Linked DNA regions of Homo sapiens: region 2 is linked to region 1. Evidence: chromatin loops called from intact Hi-C (ENCODE). Cell type or tissue: psoas muscle. All regions are shown on one strand. Links, peaks and the distances in the headings refer to the core of each region. The heading gives the core; the rest is flanking DNA. Region 1 has its middle 48 kb from the start of LRRC38. Region 2 has its middle 13 kb from the start of PDPN.

The links. Peaks named below come from ENCODE experiments on the same cell type or tissue, not always from the same donor. Only the 100,000 strongest peaks of a DNase experiment are listed, where the experiment ranks them.
Region 2: a loop joins it to region 1, with 2.5 times the contacts of the local background. A loop is called at or near these places in 3 of 110 quality-filtered maps.

Annotation. Positions count from the first base shown.
Region 1 is chr1:13,461,093-13,471,150 of GRCh38, forward strand. No RefSeq gene overlaps it. Among named protein-coding and RNA genes, the nearest start is that of LRRC38, 48 kb to the right of the region's middle. In psoas muscle, for the core only: a CTCF peak has its summit at 8,412 (motif pointing right); a DNase peak (open chromatin) is centred at 8,499; H3K27ac peaks cover 614 bases.
Region 2 is chr1:13,565,559-13,575,616 of GRCh38, forward strand. No RefSeq gene overlaps it. Among named protein-coding and RNA genes, the nearest start is that of PDPN, 13 kb to the right of the region's middle. In psoas muscle, for the core only: a CTCF peak has its summit at 5,566; no DNase peak of the experiment used is centred there.

The sequences.
Region 1 (10,058 bases), core at 7,471-9,970:
AAAGATGGACCATAGCCACTGGGGTTGAAGATGTGGAGAAACTGGAACCCTTGAACATTGCTGGTGACAATGGAAAATGGTGATGTCACTTTGGGAAATAGGCAGTTCCTCAAAGCATTAAACAGAGTTACCGTGTGACCCAGCAATTCCACTCCCACATATACACCCAAGATAAGCGAAAACATATGTTCATAATAACAATATGTACATAAGTGGGCCAGATGGGGTGGCTCCCACCTGTAATCCCAGCACTTTAGGAGGCTGAGGCAGGTGGATCACTTGAGGTCAGGAGTTCAAGACCAGCCTGGACAAAATGGTGAAACCCCGACTCTACCAAACATACAAAAATTAGCAGGGCATGGTGGGGCACACCTGTAATCCCAGCTATTTGGGAGGCTGAGGTGGGAGGATTGCTTGAGCCTGGGAGTTTGGAGCTGCGGTGAGCCGAGACTATGCCACTGCACTTCAGCCTGGGTGACAGAGTGAGACCCTGTCTCAAAAATAAAAATAAATGTATACAAATGTTCACAGCAGCATTATTCACAAACCAAAGAGCAGAAACAATCCAAACGCCCATCAGCTAATGAATGGGCAATCAAAATGGAGTCTATCCACACAGTGGAATATTATTCAGCCATAAGAAGGTAGTGCTGGCCGGGTGCAGTGGTTCACGCCTGTAATCCCAGCACTTTGGGAGGTCGAGGTGGGCAGATGGTTTGAGCCCAGGAGTTCAAGACCAGCCTTGGCAACACGGTGAAACCCCTTTCCTACCAAAAATGCAAAAATTAGCCAGTGTTATAACCCAGTCTCAAAGTAAATAAAAATTTAAAAATAAATTTTTGTTAAAAGGAAGTACTGATCCATGCTGCAACATGGATGAAGCTTGAAAATGTGGTGCTCAGGGAAAGACGCCAGACACCCAAGGCCATGCACTGTATGATTCCATTCATAGATGTCCAGGATAGGCAAGTCCACAGACACAGTGGTTGCCATAGATTAGTGGCTGTCAGAGGCTGGGGTAAGGGGGGAATGGAGGTGACCACTAATGGGTAGGAGTTTCTTTCTGAGGTGATGAAATGTTCTGGAATCAGACAGTGGTGATGGTTGCACAACCTTGTGAATACAAAGAACCACTGATTGTACACTTTAAAAGGACGAACTTTATGGTATGTGAATCATAACTAGATTTGGGTTTGTTTTAGTCTTCCTAGTGCTCCAAAGGAATGGTTTTTGTTTGGTTGGTTGGTTGGTTGAGACACTGTCTTGCTCCATTGCCCAGGCTGGTGTGCAGTGGCACGATCACAGTTCATTGCAGCCTCAACCTCCTGGGCTCAAGCCATCCTCCCACCTTACCCTCCCAAATAGCTGGGACTACAGGCGCATGCCACCATACCCAGCTAATTTTGGTATTTTTTGTAAAGGTGGGGTTTTGCCATGTTACCCAGGCTGGTCTCAAACTCCTGAGCTCAAGCAATCCACCCAGCTCAGCCTCCCAAAGTGCTGGGATTACGCGTGTGACACATCACACCCAGCCTAACTCTGTTTTTAAATGGGGGCTCGGGGAAGGCGTCAGCAGCACCATCGTGGAGGCTGGGACAGCCCCAAAGCAGCCCCTTAGGGAGAAGGCAGGGCAGGCTGAGAGCCAGCTGGGTAGAGCTGATTGGGAAGAGGGAAGGAGGCTGGATGGGTTGGGAGCAGCTCCATTGAGGTCAAAGACTCTTGACACCTCGGTGAGAGGCAGTCACTGGGGATAAAAAGGGCTGGGACGGCCTTGCGCCGCCAGGGTGGACCAAAGACCTCCCCCCCTTTCCGACTCCAGCCTGTCCAAGCCTCTTTTGGCTTCTCCCTTATTCTCTGCTTGGAACATTCTTGCCTGCCCTGCCTCTGTGCCTCATACTCACCCACGAAGCCGGGCTAACTCCTGCTCAGCTTTCCAGCTTCAGACATAATGCCCCTCCCACAGCACCAAAGAGAAACAAAGCCAAGTGCGAGTTAAAGCAGTGAAAACAGATGATATCCAAACAGTCGCCGAAAGGGCCGAGCTCCATCCTGATTTGTGCAGAGGGGACCGGGTGTCCTGAAGGCAGAGGGAGGGAGGGAAAGACAGGCTTAGCAGAGCCTAGAAGCAAAAAAATCACAAAAGGTTGGTTGGTGTGAATGTGACGAGACCAGTGTCTTCAGGCTTGCAATGACTAAAGTCAGGATTCTAATTCCTACAGAGTCTGGGAATTGGAGGTCCCATCCTTCCTGATTACATTTCAAGGAATGGCTGTAAGTCCTGGAGAAAGACACTTCTGAGTTGCAGGAGATACAAATGTATCTCAAAGGGACAGAAGAAGAGTTTCCTATAAGCCCCTTTCAGTAAATGCTCTAAGAAAGGGAGGCCAGGGTCCTATGTCAGTTGTTGGACTGGCAGCCCTGGGCTTTCCTAGGCAGGCATCTCAAGTGGGTGCTGGCGTCGTCATGCTAGAGTCCAGCCATCTCTGAGTGCAGGTGTTTGGACGGAATCGTTATGTGCCAAGAGTTCTGCAGTTCTTGCCAGGGACCCTTTTCCTGACCCCTGACCCTGAGATGGTCCCAGTTCTAGGCTCCCCAGGCAGCCCGTGTTTCCTATTGAAACTCATTACATTTGTTGCAAACCCTTGTTTGTTTGTCTTCTCTGAAAGAAAGCTGCTTGTGGTTAGAGACTGTGTGTCCTGTTTGCTGCTCTGTGACCACTCCCTTGCACGGGTTAATACTTAATAAATCACGAATGAATGAATGAATGAGTCTCAAGTCAGAAGCATCTAGGATAAGGAGGATTTAGTCAGGACAAACGGGGGAAATGGGGGAAAAGTGCAGACTCAAATAACATGGGTGCATATTACACCCTCCCTTGAAGCACTGGAGGGCTGGGAACAGGTACCATGGGCATCAGGTGATGGTTTGAGGGTCGATGGGAGCTGTGGGGTTTTTGTTTTGTTTTGTTTTTTTGAGACAGTCTCACTCTGTTGCCCAGGCTGGAGTACAGCGAGGCAATCTTGGCTCACTGCAATCTCCATCTCCTGGGTTCAGGCAATTCTCCTGTCTCAACCTCCCGAGCGGCACGATGGCGGCTCACTGTAGCCTCCGCCTCCTGGGTTTAAGCGATTCTCCTGCCTCAGCCTCCCAAGTAGCTGGGATTACAGGTGCCTGCCACCATGCCCAGCTAATTTTTATATTTTTAGTAGAGACAGGGTTTCACCATGTTGGCCAGGCTGGTCTCGAACTCCCAACCTCAAGTAATCCACCCGCCTCGGCCTCCCAAAGTGCTGGGATTACAGGCGTGAGCCACCGCACCTGGTAGTGGAAGCTATAGGTTTTTATGCCATGCTTGAACTTCTGCACCGTGGACTGGGTTGCTCCATGCTGGCCCTTCCTTGGATGTAAGAATCAGAGAGGGGACCCCAAAACAACAGAAGTGGTTAATTCCGCACCGCACAGCTGACATGGTGCATCCCCCTCCCTCCCTCTCCTGCTCTCACACTTGTTTCCCCCATCAGGCAATCAGTCACCAGAAGATTCAGGATTAGTGAAAGAATAAGCTCTTCGAGGGAACCCATCAGAATGACAGTCATGGCTCAGAATCTGAGACAGAACAGATCTTTGGGAAATTGAATAACCCACACCACGTACCACCTCCTTCCTCCAGGGACAGGTGGTGGACAAGGACAGATGAAGGACATCCCCTTCCCGCTGTCCCTGGGTTTTAAGCCCTTTTGGCACAGAAAGCCTGTCCAAGTAATTAACAGAAGTAATTAGAGGTCAGATGGTCACAAATGGAAATCACTCAGTGCCCAGCCACCGATGCCAAGGCTGGCAGTGCCAAGGAGGCAGGAGGGCTCAGAGAGGAGAGGGCGGCCTGACCAGACATGGTGATCCAACTGAGGGGCTTATTCTCCCGGCCTCTCACAGGAAAGGCAGGGTGTGAAGTCTGGGGGTTTGCGTCTGTAATCAGCAGCCTGAGGTACAACAGGAATAGGCAACTGCTAAGAAAGGAAACACCACAAACAGCTCCTGCTGTTACTACAGCCTTGGGTTCAGAACTGTGCCCTCAGCAAGATGAAAAAGAGGAATTTGTCTTTAATGAACTCAGTGTGAGTCTTGTAAATCCTTCCTTGGTCATATTTCTTACACATTATGTGTGGCTTTCACATCTTTGGAAAGGATAGGACATTTATGACCCACCTATCTACCCATTCACCCATCCATCTACCCACCCACTCATCCACCCACCCACCCATCCACAGCTCAGCCACCTATCCATCCATCCATTCATCCACGCACCCATCATCCACTTCACAAATATTAATCAGGCTCCTGCCAAGCTCAAGGCAGGTCTAGGCTCTGGGCATACAGGGTAAGCAAGACAGGCATGGACTTTCCTCTTGAGGTTTATAATCTAGCAGAGGAAAACAGTATACAAGCAAGCAATCAAAACCCACGAAGCCCACTCAGTTGTGAATGCTGTAAAGACAAACAGGGTGACAATGCATTAGAGGGTGTATTAGTCAGGGTTCTCCAGAGAAACAGAACCAATTGGATAGATAGGTAAATAGATGATGATGATAGATAGATAGATAGATAGATAGATAGATAGATAGATAGATGATAGATAGATAGATAATAGATGATAGACAATAGATAGATGATAGACAATAGTTAGATGATAGATAATAGATGATGGATGGATGGATACATAGATAATAGATGATGGATTGACAGATAGATAATAGATGATAGAATGATTATAGATAAATAATAGATGACTGACAGATGGGTGGATAGATAGAGAGAAAGAGAGAGAGAGATTTTTAGGAGAACTGGCTCATGGGACTAAAGAGGCTGAGGAGTCCCACAGTAGGCTGTTTTCAGGCTGGAGAGCCAGGCAAGCTGATACTGTGGCTCAGGCCAAGTTCAAAGGCCTGAGAACCTGAGGGTCGCTGGTGCAAGTCCTGGAGTCCAAAGACCAGAGACCTGGAGTTCTGATATCCAAGAGTAGGATAAGAAGGCATCCTAGCGGCCGGGCGCAGTGGCTCATGCCTGTAATCCCAGCACTTTGGGAGGCCAAGACAGGTGGATCACGAGGTCAGGAGATCGAGACCATCCTGGCTAACACGGTGAAACCCCGTCTCTACTAAAAAATACAAAAAATTAGCCGGGCGTGGTGGCGGGCGCCTGTAGTCCCAGCTACTTGGGAGGCTGAGGCAGGAGAATGGCGTGAACCCAGGAGGTAGAGCTTGCAGTGAGCCGAGATCTCGCCACTGCAGTCCAGCCTGGGCGACAGAGTGAGACTCTGTCTCAGAAAAAAAGAAAGCATCTTAGCTCCAGAAGCCAGAGGGAGGAGTGAATTTGCCTTTTCTCTGCCTTTTTGTTCTGTCCCAGCCCTCAATCGATCGGATGGTGCCTGCCCACATTGGGTGAGGGCTGATCTTCCTTACTCAGCCCACTCACTCAAATCCCAGTCTCTCTGGAAACACCCACAGGCACACCCAGAAGTAATGCTTGACCAGCTACCAGGGTATCCCTTAATCCAGCCAAGCTGACACCTAAAATTAACCATTATAGACAGTGGCAACAAATGAGGGTTTCTTTGGCTGGGATGGGCAGGGAAGGCCTCTCCGAGCCAAGACAGTGATCTGGAGGCCTAGAAGGAGCAAAGATCTCAGGGGAAAGCATCCCAGGCAAGGGGACAGCCAGGTGCAAGGACCCTCTGGCTGGAGCAAGCTAGGCCTGGGTCAGAAACCGAAGGAGGACCAAGGGGCTGAAGGACATGAGTTATGGGGACAGGGACAGGGCAGGCTGGCAAAGTCTGGGACCTCTCACGACAGCACTACAGAACCTAAGGGCCAGCTGGGTGGGCAGCGGGCCCAGCTCAGCTGCCCCCTAAATACTCAGGTAGAATGTGAATACTCTGATATTCAGTTCGAATATTTTGTTACTCTGCTATTCTAATACTTGGGTAACACTACTTCCAAATATTCTATTATAACCACTTCAATAGTTGTGGGTTTCTGAAAAGATCAACTGCAATAAACTCTAGTTTGGGCCCTAGCTTGGGCTCTGCCATGCCTCCTCAACCCACCTTGGACTTAACTTCCTTAAGGCAGGCCACACGGTATGGTCCTCTGCAGGTTAGGAGCTGCGTCCGTGTTCCTCAGTTCATGCTACAATCGAGGGTTCCTGTCTGCCAAGCCTGCATCAAGGCTTGGTATTTACTGATGAGTGACACCCATTAGTCATGACCTCATGGAGCTTACAGTCTAGGGCATCTCTGGGGACAGAGGATTCCATGGGGAGGAGGGGAGATGACCCACGGGGCCCCAGGCCCTGAATTTCTCACCGTTTCACGCAGCAGCTCCTAAGGGTGTGTGGAGTCCACGGCTTTCTGGTCACCAGCAGCAAGAACCCCGCAGCTTCCCTGGTGATCAGGAAGGAGCAGAGGTGCAGGCTCACAGCCATGTACTGTCCCACCTGAGCCTGATCTGGAGTTAGGAAGCTGGCCAGCTGCTGTGGCTTCAGGACCTTCCCTGCCCCAGGGAACCTAATTTCTTACATTAATTAACCTGAGTGGAGGAGGCCGATGAAAGGGAGGTTTTGATGTACAGATAAGAGACTGGAGAGATGGGGAAACTGGGGCGATAGGAGGAAATCTGGCCCTGAGGTTGGCCTAGGGAGTAGGTCTGACCTCGCAGAGGGGACACTGTCCCTGTTTCCAGAAGAAACACTGTGGTCCTGTGGGGTGAGTACGAGCCAAAAGGAAGCTCATTCTATGAGGGCACCTCCGGGATTGGCAGTTTGGGATTAAACACCTGGGCAGGGGCCAGGTGCAGTGGCTCACGCCTGTAATCCCAGCACTTTGGGAGGCCAAGGCAGGTGGATCACCTGAGGTCAAGAGTTTGAGAGCAGCCTGGCCAACATGGTGAAACCCTGTCTACTAAAAATATAAAACTAGCCAGGCGTAATGGTGCATGCCTGTAATCCCAGCTACTGGGGAGGCTGAGGCAGGAGAATCACTTGAACCTGGGAGGCAGAGGTTGCAGTGAGCCAAGATCATGCCTTTGCACTGCAGCCTGGGTGACAGAGCGAGACTCGGTCTCAAAAATAAATAAATAAACACCTGGACAGGGTGGACAGTTTGAGGAAGGGGACCCCAAGAGGGCTGGTGGAGGCCATACTGCCCCAGGGTAAGGGTGGGCCCTCAGCAGATACCCTGGACACTCCGTGGTCGCGAGTTAGGCTTCGCTTCAAACCCAAGAAAGCCTCCCCATCCCCAGAAGTCCTTAGTGCCCACGGGCTGGAGCACAGAGCATGGGAAGGCGCACTTTCACTGGGGTGAAATCTTGCATTCAGGTGGTGGGATGACCAGGACAGCATAATTTGGATATTCATGTGGCCTCATTTGTACGCCCAGGTGAGTGGACTCTGGGGATGTGTGGGTCACATGTGACAAGCCGCCTCTGACATTTATGCAGATTCTCAAGCACTGAAGTGCAGCTGGGTCATTAAGTCAACAGCAGGGGGGCCTGGGGACTAATTATGAAACAGTAAAAATGAGAACTAAGGTCTTCAGGCTGCCGGCTGTCCATTCTGTTATCTGACGCTGGGATTTGGGCTCTGATGCTAGGGTCCTCTTGCCACCGCATCCTCTTCCATGCACCTGTGAATTCTCAAGGAGGCACCACCAGGATTCTGAAGGAGGAGAGAAGGGAACCCACGTTTGCGGGGAAGTCCCTCTCGTTACCTCATTGTGCTCTCACTGACTGCCGAGAAGTCAGTGTGACTGTTTCCCAGAGGAGGACCTGTGGCCCTAAGAGAATCCATAGCATGTCCAAGGCCACTCGGCTATAAGGACAGAGGGGACGCTCCATTGAAGGGCTCTGTTGGAGACCAGTTAACAGGCGATTGCTTCCTGCTGTAATTATTCACAATCAGAGACTCAGATAGGGATGAGAGCTCTGTGCTGAGTGTCAAACTCTGAGAGAATGATTCTCGGAAAACCAACTCCCAGCTTGGGTTCCAATGGAACTACAGAGAGCAATGACTACTGGTCCTGAATGTGGGTATAAAGTTTTACCCTAAAAGTACCTTGTATTTTTTTCCAAGGCCAAAATATAACAACTCATTTGCACCCTGGAAAGGTATGTTTATTTAAAAAAAAAGATTGCATTTGCAAACAGTAGAGAACACTGCTCTTTTTTATTTAAAAAAATCTTTACCATGGAAAAACAATAAAGTTTGCGTGTGTGTTTATTGGTCTGGGGACTTAAAGAACAAAGATACCTTGTGGATTGCAGACAAATGAAACCCACAGAGGTTTGCTTTGGGTAGGTTTCACCATACAGGTGTTTCAATAGACCACTTTGCAAATAATAAATTACTTAACACTCAAGGCCGCTAGAGGCCACTAAAAAGGAGTTTATGGCCAAGGCACAGGGCTGGTGGCTGGCTCAGTGAGCGGTGGCAGGATATTAATGAGACTCAGAGCCTGGACGTGCTCTGGATCCAGTTAAATGTAATAGAGTTGGAAAACCACCTGCCCCCAGCCACTGACGGCACCTAGGATTCATGCCTGTAACTTTGACCATCTGAGCCTGTAGGGACATTGGGGAGGAGGGGGAGGGTGAGAGGAGGCAGTGGCAACAGCAGCATGGATGTTCCATGCAAACCCTTCTCTGTCACCAGGGAAAGCAGTCTGAGCACATGAATTTCTTAGCCTCTCTTCCAGGATGAAGCCTAGTTTGAACCAGCACTGCCAGGTTGAAGTGTTACTGCATCCTGCAGCCAGAGCCAGGGCATGTGGCCACCCCCTTGGTCCCTGCTGTGGTACCCAGAGTCACTTGGAACATGTGTGAAGCCAGGATGAGGGTGCATATACCCTCCAGATGCTGATATCTAAATATTTACAAGTCACAAATACAGAGAAACTGTTTTTTTTTTGTTATTGTTGTTGTTGTTTTGAGAAGGAGTCTCGCTCTGTCGCCCAGGCTGGAGTGCAGTAGCGTGATCTCGGCTCAAAGTTCTGCCTCCCGGGTTCACGCCATTCTCCTGCCTCAGCCTCCCAAGTAGCTGGGATTATAGGCATGCACCACCACGCCTAGCAAATTTTGTATTTTTAGTAGAGATGGGGTTTCTCCATGTTGGTCAGGCTGGTCTCAACTCCTGATCTCAGGTGATCTGCCCACCTCAGCCTCCCAAAGTGCTGGGATTACAGGTGTGAGCCACCGCACCCGGCCAACAAAAGTACCTTCTTAATGACTTCGAAGACTAGGTTTAAATGGTAAATTATTAAATTCTTGGAAATCTGCCACAGAATATGGCATTGTGGGGACAGCTGAGCTGATTGAAACCTGCTCCCTTTCTCTTCCCACTCCCAGCTCCATCCTGCACCTTAGGGGTCTATGCACACCTGTGTGGACATCCCACCCTCACATCCAACCTCTATTCACATTCCCCACCACCATCCTGTGTGGCCACTCAGCCTGCTCTAAAGCAGGGATGCTGGGAAGATGCCCACATCCAAGCTTGGAATCGTTTTTGCCAGAAATTGGGGGCCCTAAGTACCCAAAAAATGTTCTAGAAGGGGACATGTTCTGGATGGCCATGGACTCCTTGCTCCCTGGGGAAGAGCACAGCTGGAGGAGGACTGGAGCAAGGCCCCCTAAAGCACTGGACCCAAGATAATGCCCCTCTTGCCCAGGTCCAAGGGCTGTACTAGTGGTACCCGCTGTCATCACAGCATTCATTACTGATGAATTTGATTGTGAAGCTGGAATCCTCTAGTCATAAGGTCTTGAGAGCAAGACAGTAAGACATTTTGGTGGCTTTGACTCTTCACTGGGGGGAATCTGAGATGTTGGATTTGAGGCTTGGAATAAACTCATCTTGGGTGCATATGGCAACTGCAGGCTGCTTTTCCAGAAGCTCAGCATGCAGCCTCAAGAAATGTGTCCCTCCACGCTGTTCTTGCCAGGCCTGCACCTGCTGACCTAAGAAGGGAATGCAGGTGGCTAAGAGAGGCAGTGAATGCAGGGGTCAGA
Region 2 (10,058 bases), core at 4,423-6,922, 100 kb after region 1:
TACCTCTTGCCCTTCTCAGAATTAGAGCCTGTCCTTGAGATGCTACAGGGTACAGTCCATTTGAACTTTTATATGGACGTACTTTCTTGCTTGGCCCCAGTCTCATTCCAGACACCAGCCCTCTAGATGATTATCTTCCAGTCCTCCAGCAAGCTAGACAGGAAATTGGCCAGGCTGCTAATCTTCTCTTGCCTACTTCAGATTCCCAGCCACATGAAGACACCCTAGCTGGACGATCAGTTCTTGTTAAGAATCTGACCCCTCAAACTCTACAACCTTGATGGACCGGACCCCACTTAGTTATCTATAGTACCCCAACTGCCATCCGCCTGCAGGATCCTCCCCGCTGGGTTCACCATTCCAGAATAAAGCTATGTCCATCACACAGCCAGCCTAATCTTTCCTCTTCCTCCTGGAAGTCGCAACTACTCTCCCCTACTTCCCTTAAACTCACTCGCATTTCTGAAGAACAGTAATAATCCTTATGAGCCTAATACATCCCTTCATTCTGTTAGGTCTGTTCATCCTTACCCTACTTTCTGCAACAGGGCTTTACGCAGTCACCCCCACTACTTGGACTGTGCACCAAAAACTTGTCATCCCTACTATCTTCTGTCTAGTCATACTCCTATTCACCATTCTCAACTACTCATAAATGCTCTGCTTTTGTTTACACTGCTGGTTTACACTGTTTCTCCAAGCTATCACACCTGATATCTCCTGGTGCTATCGCCAAACTGCCACTCTTAACTCCCTCTTAGAGTAGATAGATGATCTTTGCTGGCAGGGCACCCTCCAATACTTTCACCCTGATAAAGTCCTATTCCTTAGTTTTATACTCACTCTTATTCTCATTCCCGTTCTTATGCCACCCTCCACCTCTCCCCAGCTACCTCCACCACACTATCATTCTCACTCTTTCCTAGCCATTTCTAGTCCTTCTTTAACAAACAATTGCTTGTTTTGCATTTCTCTTTCCTCCAAAATGGCCGAGGCCCCAACTTACTCACTGCTTAAAAAAAAAAAAAAAAAAAAAAGGGATATTCTCTATATTTTTAAATGAAGAGTGTTTTTTTTTTTTTATCTAAATCAATCTGGCCTGTATATGACAACATAAAAAAACTCAAGGATAGAGCCCAAAAACTCACCAGCCAAGCAAATAATTATGCTGAACCCCCTTGGACACTCTCTAATTGCATGTCCTGGGTCCTCCCAATTCTTAGTCCTTTAATATCTATTTTTCTTCTTCTTTTATTTGGACCTGTGTCTTCTGTTTAGCTTCTCAATTCATACAAAACCGCATCCAGGCCATTACCAATCATTCTATATGACAAATGCTCCTTCTAACAACCCCACAATATTACCCCTTACCCCAAAATCTTTCTTCAGTTTAATCTCTCCCACTCTATGTTCCCACGCCACCCCTAATCCCACTCAAAGCAGCCCTGAGAAACATCGCCCATTATCTCTCCATACCACCCCCCAAAATTTTTGCCACCCCAACATTTCATCATTTTGTTTTGTTTTTCTTAATATAAGAAGATAGGAATATCAGGCCTCTGAGCCCAAGCTAAGCCATCATATCCCCTGTGACCTGCCTGTATACATCCAGATGGCCTGAAGCAACTGAAGATCCACAAACTAAGTGAAAATAGCTTTAACTGATGACATTCCACTATTGTGATTTGTTCCCACCCCACCCTAACGATACAATAGGTTCTTCCCTGCCCTTAAGAAGATACTTTGTAATATTCTCCCCCACCTTGAGAATGTACTTTGTACACCTATCCCAAACCTATAAGAACTAATGATAATCCCACCATCCTTTGCTGACTCCTTTTTTGGACTCAGCCTGCCTGCACCCAGGTGAAATAAAACAGCCTTGTTGCTCACACAAAGCCTGTTTGGTGGTCTCTTCACACGGACGTGTGTGACAGAGCCTTCCAGGACAGGCAAGACACCCCCCGGTTTGAGGGATTGAGGCTTCCAGGACAGGCAAGGCAAGACACCCCCTGGTTTGAGGGATTGAGCCTTCCGGAACAGGCAAGGAGAGACAGCCCTGGTTTGAGGGGTTGAGCCTTCTGCTAATTTCAAGGGTTGAACTTGACACAACCTCCCCAACCTTTCCTTTCTTCTCAGGGGAAGAGACAGTAGCTCCACTCCCACAGGTCCCTACCCTAGGGGAAGAGAGACACAGAGAGGAGAGAGGGAAAGAGAGGCAGAGAGAGACAGGGGAAAAGAGAGTAGCTCCACTCCCGCAGGTCCCTACCATAGGGGAAGAGAAAGAGACACAGGAGAGAGGGAAAGAGAGGCAGAGAGAGAGAGGGGGGAAAGAGAGGCAGAGAGAGAGGGGAAAGAGGCAGAGAGAGAGGGGAAAGAGAGGCAGAGGGGGGAAAGAGGCAGAGAGAGAGAGAGGGGAAAGAGAGGCAGAGGGGGGAAAGAGGCAGAGAGAGAGAGAGGGGAAAGAGAGGCAGAGGGGGGAAAGAGGCAGAGAGAGAGAGAGGGGAAAGAGAGGCAGAGGGGGGAAAGAGGCAGAGAGAGAGAGAGGGGAAAGAGAGGCAGAGGGGGGAAAGAGGCAGAGAGAGAGGGGAAAGAAGCAGAGAGAGAGGGGAAAGAGGCAGAGAGGGCAAAGAGAGGCAGAGAGAGAGGGGAAAGAGGCAGAGGGGGGAAAGAGGCAGAAAGGTGGGGGAAAGAAGCAGAGAGACAAAGAGGGAGTCAGAGCGAGAGAAAGAGAAAGTCAAAGAGAGAAAGAAAAAGAAAAATAGAAGTAGTAAAGAAAAAGTGTACCCTATTTCTTCAAAAGCCAGGGTAAATTTAAAACCTATAGTTGATGATTGAAGGTCTTCTTGACCCTATAACACTCCAATACCACCTCATTGTCAGTGTAAATAAGGGCGTAGCCTGAAAGCACTGAGGCCATTGACAATGCGTAGCCTTCCTATCAAAAATCCTTAACCCAAAGTGGCTGGGTGCGGTGGCTCATGCCTGTAATCCCAGCACTTTGGGAGGCCGAGGCGGGCAGATCACGAGATCAGGAGATCAAGACCATCCTGGCTAACACGGTGAAACCCCGTCTTTACTAAAAATACAAAAAAATTAGCCGGGCATGGCGGCGTAGGCCTGCAGTCCCAGCTACTCAGGAGGCTGAGGCAGGAGAATGGTGTGAACCCGGGAGGCGGAGCTTGCGGTGAGCCGAGATTGCGCCACTGCACTCCAGCCTGGGCGACAGAGCAAGACTCTGTCTCAAAAAAATCCTTAATCCAGTAACCCACGTATGGTCCAAATGCATTCAATCTGTAGCAGCAACTGCTCTGTTAACAGAATAAAGTAGAAAAATAACTTTTAGAGGAAACCTCATTGTGAGCACCTCACCAGTTCAGAACTATCATAAGTCAAAAAGCAAAAAGGTAGCTTACTAACTCAAAAATCTTAAAGTATAGGGCTATTCTGTTGGAAAAAGATGATTTATCATTAACCACTGAAAATTCCCTTAACCCAGCAGGTTTCCTAACAGGGGATTTAAATCTTAATTACCATACAAAGGTCCGACCAGACCTAGGAGGAACACCCTTCAGGGCGGGAAGATAGATGGTTCCTCCCTGGTGATTGAGGAGGGAAAAAAAACCACAATGGGTATTCAGTAATTGATAGGGAAACTCTAGTAGAGGCTGAGTTAGGAAAATTGCCTAATAACTGGTCTGCTCAAACATGGGAGCTGTTTGCATTCAGCCAAGCTTTAAAGTACTTACAGAACCAGGAAAGAACCATCTATACCAATTCTAAGTTAATTTAGACTAAACAAGGTCTTATTAACAGCAAAGGATAATTGAAATCCCAAACTTAAAAGGTTTTCAACAAAAGTAAAGTTTGCTAACAGTTAACAGTGTAACGTGTATTATCCTAACTTCTAAACTTATGGCCTTAGGCAGTCTAGTCCACAGACATGAAGGAAGTTCGCATTAGAAAAGAATGGTTATCTTCAGGAAAATTAAAAAAGAAAAAGAAAAAAAGGGGGGGATAATTAATGTAAAAAGAATGTTATATGGTAAATTCTTGTTCTAAAATAAATTAACTGGTTTTTTTTTTTTTAAAAAAAAAGATGTTTGCGACAAGTCAAAGTTGAGACATGTCGAAAAATTATCTGTAAAAGTCATGGGGGAAAAAAAGGTTATAAGAGGAAATTTATGCAAGAAATGTCATATAATTTAAAAGTAATTAGGCCTCCTAAATATAAAACTATTGAAGAAACAGTTTATGTGCAAGGTGTGTAAGGAAAGTAAAATATACTTTTGGTAAAAAGATTATAAGGAAGCATAAGAATATGAATTTTTACCTACATTAAAAGGTTAAAAAATATATTTTGTTTTAAAAGTTTAAGCAAGTTTTAAAACGTTAATTGTAAAGGAAATTCTGTGTGTAAACATATTAGCTAAAGTTAAAGAGGTATCCAGTTTTTCTGTGAACTGGACATTAAAATAAAAGCACAACAGGTTTTTTTAAAGCACTAATCTGCTCTTTAACAAAAATTATAAAAAAGGTTAAAAAGAGTCTATAAAAATCTTACCTTATGGTCAGACATTAAAAATTGGATAAATATGTCTACAAGGTTGTATTAAAATTAAGTTTAACATTAATAACACACTAATATAAAGGTAAAATTTAGCTTATCTGGTATAAAATCATACAGAAAGCACTGTTAAATATAAAATGGTGTTTGGCTTTCTTTGGTCTAAAAACTAATAAAAATAGGTGCTAAAGGAAATTTCTCAGTAAGAAGGCACCAAAGACTACAAAAGCCACTGTTGATGTCCCCACATTTAAAACAAAAGGTCAATTTCTTAAAAATTATATGCTTGGTTTGTCTTCCACTTTCCTTTCCCTCAAAACTAAGTCTTTTAGCACGGGTACCACCCCTAGAATTTCCAGTAAACCAGCACCAGCCTGAAGATCACCTTCTCATCAAAGGGTGGAAAGAAGAAAAACTCGAGCCAGCCTGGGAAGGACCCTACCTTGTGCCGCTAACCACCAAGACTGCTGTTCACACAGTGAAAAAGGGATGGACTCATCACACCCGAGTCAAAGCTCCACCCCCTCCAGAGTCGTGTGCCACAGTCCCAGGGGAAACCCCTACCAAACTGAAGCTAAAAAAAATATAACTCTTTCATCTATTCTATTATTCTTTCTTCTTTCCTTGCTCTATTGCTGACCATCTAGTTATTAACGTAACCGAGTCAATTTTGCCTCAAACTATTGCATTTAATGCTTGCCTTGTTATACCCTATGGGGACTTGCCAAGTCAAAAACAGCTCTCTACTTCAGAAAAGTACCTCTGTCCCTCCTGACTCTCCTCAGACTGGGCATTAGTAAATTGGAACCATTTAATCCGGGGAGATTTCAATAAAGACCCTAGTGTCAACCAGGAGTCTTGCCCCCGATGTAAAGCTTTTATGCCGTAGTTGGTCCAATGTTCTGTGGACCACTAAAGAGCAAGGATAGACTGCCCCAATCAGTTTTTGTAATTTCCTAAAACCATGCATTCATTTCACTAAAGGGACAGCACCCCCTAACTGTCAGCTAAAGCAGTGCAACCCTATACAGGCTATTTCAAGTCCCCAAAGTTCTCCCCTTTTCTAAGCCGGTTCCCTTCTTTAAGCCAGTTTTATGGTGTGGGGGCTGAGTTTTCAAGGACAGACCCTATTGGATTCTTTAAAATGCGTTTCTTTGATTCCCCTGCTGCCTGCACCTGCCTCTAAGCCTTCTTCCAAAATCTCTCCCAACAGAACCATTGTTCCTCCTCCATCTAAAGACAAGACCAAGATAGCGATGGTAAAAGTTAAAGACTTAAAACAAACTTTGGCAATTGAGACAGGATACCAAGATGTAAATGCCTGGTTGGAATGGATCAAATATTCCGTCCACGCGTTAAACAAAAGCAATTGTTATGCTTGTGCGCACGGCAGGCCAGAGGCCCAGATTGTCCCCTTTCAACTAAGGTAGTCCTCCAGTCGACCAGGCATACGCTGCATGGTAGCTCTTTTCCAGGATTCTACAGCCTGGAGTAATAAGTCATGCCAAGCTCTCTCTCTGCTATATCCCGAAATCTGGCACCCTGCAGGTCAGCCCCTAAGGGCCATCCAGCCTCCATCACCCAACACTAAGTTCGCTTCATGTCTCTCACGACAGGGAGGAAACTTAGCGTTCCTTGGAGACCTGAAAGAATGCAGTGAGGTTAAGAATTTTCAAGAGCTTATCAATCAGTCAGCCCTTGTTCATCCCGGCAGACGTGTCGTGATATTATGGTGGACCTTTACTGGACACTCTGCCAAATAACTGGAGTGGCACTCGTGCTTTAGTCCAGTTGGCTATCCCTTTCACCCTGGCATTTCATCAACCAGAGGAAGGAAAAATAAGACATCGTAAAGTGAGAGAAGCCCCTTGTAGGTCTTTCAACTCTCACGTCCATTTAGACACAATTAAAGTCCCATGGGGAATACCAGATCGATTTAAAGTCCAAAATCAAATAGCTGCAGGATTTAAGTCAATATGTTGGTGGGTGACAATTAATAAAAATGTACATTGGATAAACTACATCTATTACAACCAACAGCGATTTATTAACTACACTAGAGATGCTGTTAAAGGAATAGCTGAGCAATTAGGGGCCACTAGCCAGATGGGTTGGGAAAATAGGATAGCCCTAGACATGATATTAGCAGAAAGCGGAGGAGTTTGCATCATAATTAAAACTCAATGTTACACCTTCATCCAAAACAACACCGCCCCTAATAAAAGTATAACAAAAGGATTGCAAGGTCTGACTGCTCTGTCCAATGAGTTAGCCAGCAATTCAGGGGTAAATGACCTCTTTACAGGATGGCTAAAAAAAGGTACTTCGGTAAACGGAAAGGAATAATAGCCTCAATTCTTACTTCCCTCGCGTCCGTAATAGGTGTACTTATTCTTGAAGGGTGCTGTGTCATACCATGCATCCGTAATTAAATGCAGAGGCTCATAAAAATGGCACTTACTAAAACCTCCCTTAACTATCTTCCACCTTATCCAGAGAAGCTTCTTCTTTTAGAAAATCAAGCAAAACAACTAAGCCAAGACATGTTAAAAAAAAAGTTTGAAAAGAAAGCTGTAAGGAAATACAAGGGGAGGGATTGTTAGATATGAGTTCTAAATTTCTTTTCAAAAAATCGATATGTCAGTATGTTCAATTCTTTGCCTTCTACTTTTAAACTTCCTCATAAAGCAACCTTTTTCAATTACCTGCTCCACCCTGACTCATTCTGATCACCTGCTCCACCCTAACTCATTCCAATTATCTGCTACCTGCTCTGCCCTGACTCCCTCCAAAGCACTCACCCCGTCATTCTCTTTAAATTAGCCAATCGGAATTAGTTTAGCCTGTGCAGTCTAACCCTAGCCAATAGGGGAAGGACACAGCAGCAGGGGCCATGTGTGTCAGGAATAAGAACCCCTTCCCCTCCCTTGTCCAAGTGTGCACTCACCATTGTTCCATCTGTAAAGGCACACCGTTCTATAGAGAAGTAACTTGCCTTGCTGAGAATTAAAAAGAAAATTTTATATTTGAGTGCTATTTCTTTTGAGGCACCGAAACTTCATATATAACAAGATTAACAACAATAATAAAATAGAACCATTAACATACCAGCATCACTACTTTTGCGCTTTGGGGGCAATTATTAAGTAAAATAAGGCTGGAACACAAGCACTGCGATACCACGACTGTCAATCTGATCACCTAAGATGGCTACAAAGTGACTAAAAGGCAGATAGCATTGACAACGTGAATACGCTGGACAAAGGGGTGACCCTTGAGTCCTGAGACTCAAAGACTTTGGTGTGCTGAGAGAAAGGGAGCACAACAGCTCAAGATTTCATCTGCTACTCAGAAAGGTGCACGACTTAAAACTTATGAGTTGTTTATTTCTGAAATTTTCTATTTTATGTATATGCATTTCTTTTTAATTAAGACAGTCTCACTCTGTCACCCAGGCTGGAGTGTAGTGGTAGTGGTGCAGCCTCCACCTTCTGGACTCAAGGTATTCTCCTACCTCAGCCTCCCAAGTAGCTGGGACTACAAGCATGCACTACCACACCTGGCTAATTTTTTTTTTTTTTTTTGTATTTTTGGTGGAGACAGGGCTTTGCCATGTTGCCCAGGCTGGTCTGGACCTCCTGAGTTCAAGCTATGTGTCCACCTCCGCCTCCCAAAGTGCTGGGATTGCAGGCTTGAGCCACTGCGCCCAGCCCTACATTTGATATTTTCAAACCACAGTTGACTACAAGTAACTGAAACCTTGGAAAGCACAAGCGTGGATAAGTGAGGACCACTAAATCACCAGGACTTATTAGATGACTACACGTTTACCTATTATTCTTTCACTAAGAGGTCCTTAGGTTAACTGGATATACTCAGAAAATGGGAAAATAAAGACATTTCTAATCTCAAGAGAACTTTGCCAATGCATTTAAATAAATTGACTTTATCTTATCACATGCTTTATATTTATTTTCTTTCTTTCTTTTTTCTTTTTTCTTTTTTTATTTTGAGATGGAGTTTCGTTCTTGTTGCCCAGGCTGGAGTGCAATGGCACGATCTCGGCTCACTGCAACCTCTGCCTCCTGGGTTCAAGTGATTCTCCTGCCTCAGCCTCCTGAGTAGCTGGGATTACAGGCATGCGCCACCACGCCTAATTTTGTATTTTTAGTAGAGATAGGTTTTCTCCATGTTGGTCAGGCTGGTCTTGAACTCCTGACCTCAGGTGATCTGCCCGCCCTGGCCTCCCAAAGTGCTGGGATTACAGGTGTGAACCACCGCCCCCCACCCTCCCCGCCCTTTTTATATGTGTTTTAGATACGACGTCTCAGTATGTTGCCCAGGCTGGTCTCAAACTCTTGGCGTCCACCAACCCTTTCATCTCAGCCTTCCAAGTAGCTAGGATTACAGGTGTGAGTCATGGTACCTAATTTACATTTATTTTTATTTATTTATTTATTTATTTATTTATTTATTTATTTATTTTTGAAACGGAGTCTTGCTCTGTCACCCAGGCTGGAGTGCAGTGTGGCGCGATCTCGGCTCTGCTCACTGCAAGCTCCGCCTCCCGGGTTCACGCCATTCTCCTGACTCAGCGTCCGGAGTACCTGGAACCACAGGCGCCCGCCACCACGCCCGGCTAATTTTTTTTGTATTTTTAGTAGAGACGGGGTTTCATCGTGTTAGCCAGGATGGTGTCCATCTCCTGACCTCGTGATCTGCCTGCCTTGGCCTCCCAAAGTGCTGGGATTACAGGCGTGAGCCACCGCGCCCGGCCCCTAATTTACTTTTATTTTTTAAAAACCCATAGAGCTGCAAATTTTACTCATTGAATTAATGGCAAATCTCTCCCATGACACATAATTGTCAAAGCCAGTCTTTATCAAACCATATTTCTTTCTGTCAAGAGTCTAACTTTATTTTCAATTCAAAATAACTTTATTATTATTTGAGGCAAGGTCTCCTCTGTCGCCCAGGTTGAGTGCAGTGGCTTCGTCTCAGCTCACTGCAACCTCTATCTCTTAGGCTCAAGCAATTCTCCCACCTCAGCCTCCCGAGTAGCTGGGACTACAGGTGTGCACCACCATGCTTGACTACTTTTGCATTTTTTGTGGAGACAGGGTCTCACTATGTTGCCCAGGCTGGTCCCAAACTCCTGGGTTCAAGTGATCCTCTTGCCTCAGCCTCCCAAAGTGTTGGGATTTCAGGCATGAACCACAGTGTCCAGCCCAAGATAACTTATTATACACCTTCTTGAGAATTCTAACAGCATCTGAATTCTAATTCTAACATGGATACATGGATAAGGAAGGGAGCCTCGGCCATGAGCCTGTCTCCTGTTTGAAGTGGTTGCTGCAGACTCCACGGTTTCTTGTCATTCTGCCTTCGCTTCGGTCTTTCAGGCTCTCCCTTGGCAGCAACACATCTGAGTCAAGAGCCAGCCTTTGGAAGAGGTCAAGTCATAAAATTAAAATTGTCATCACTCTCGCCG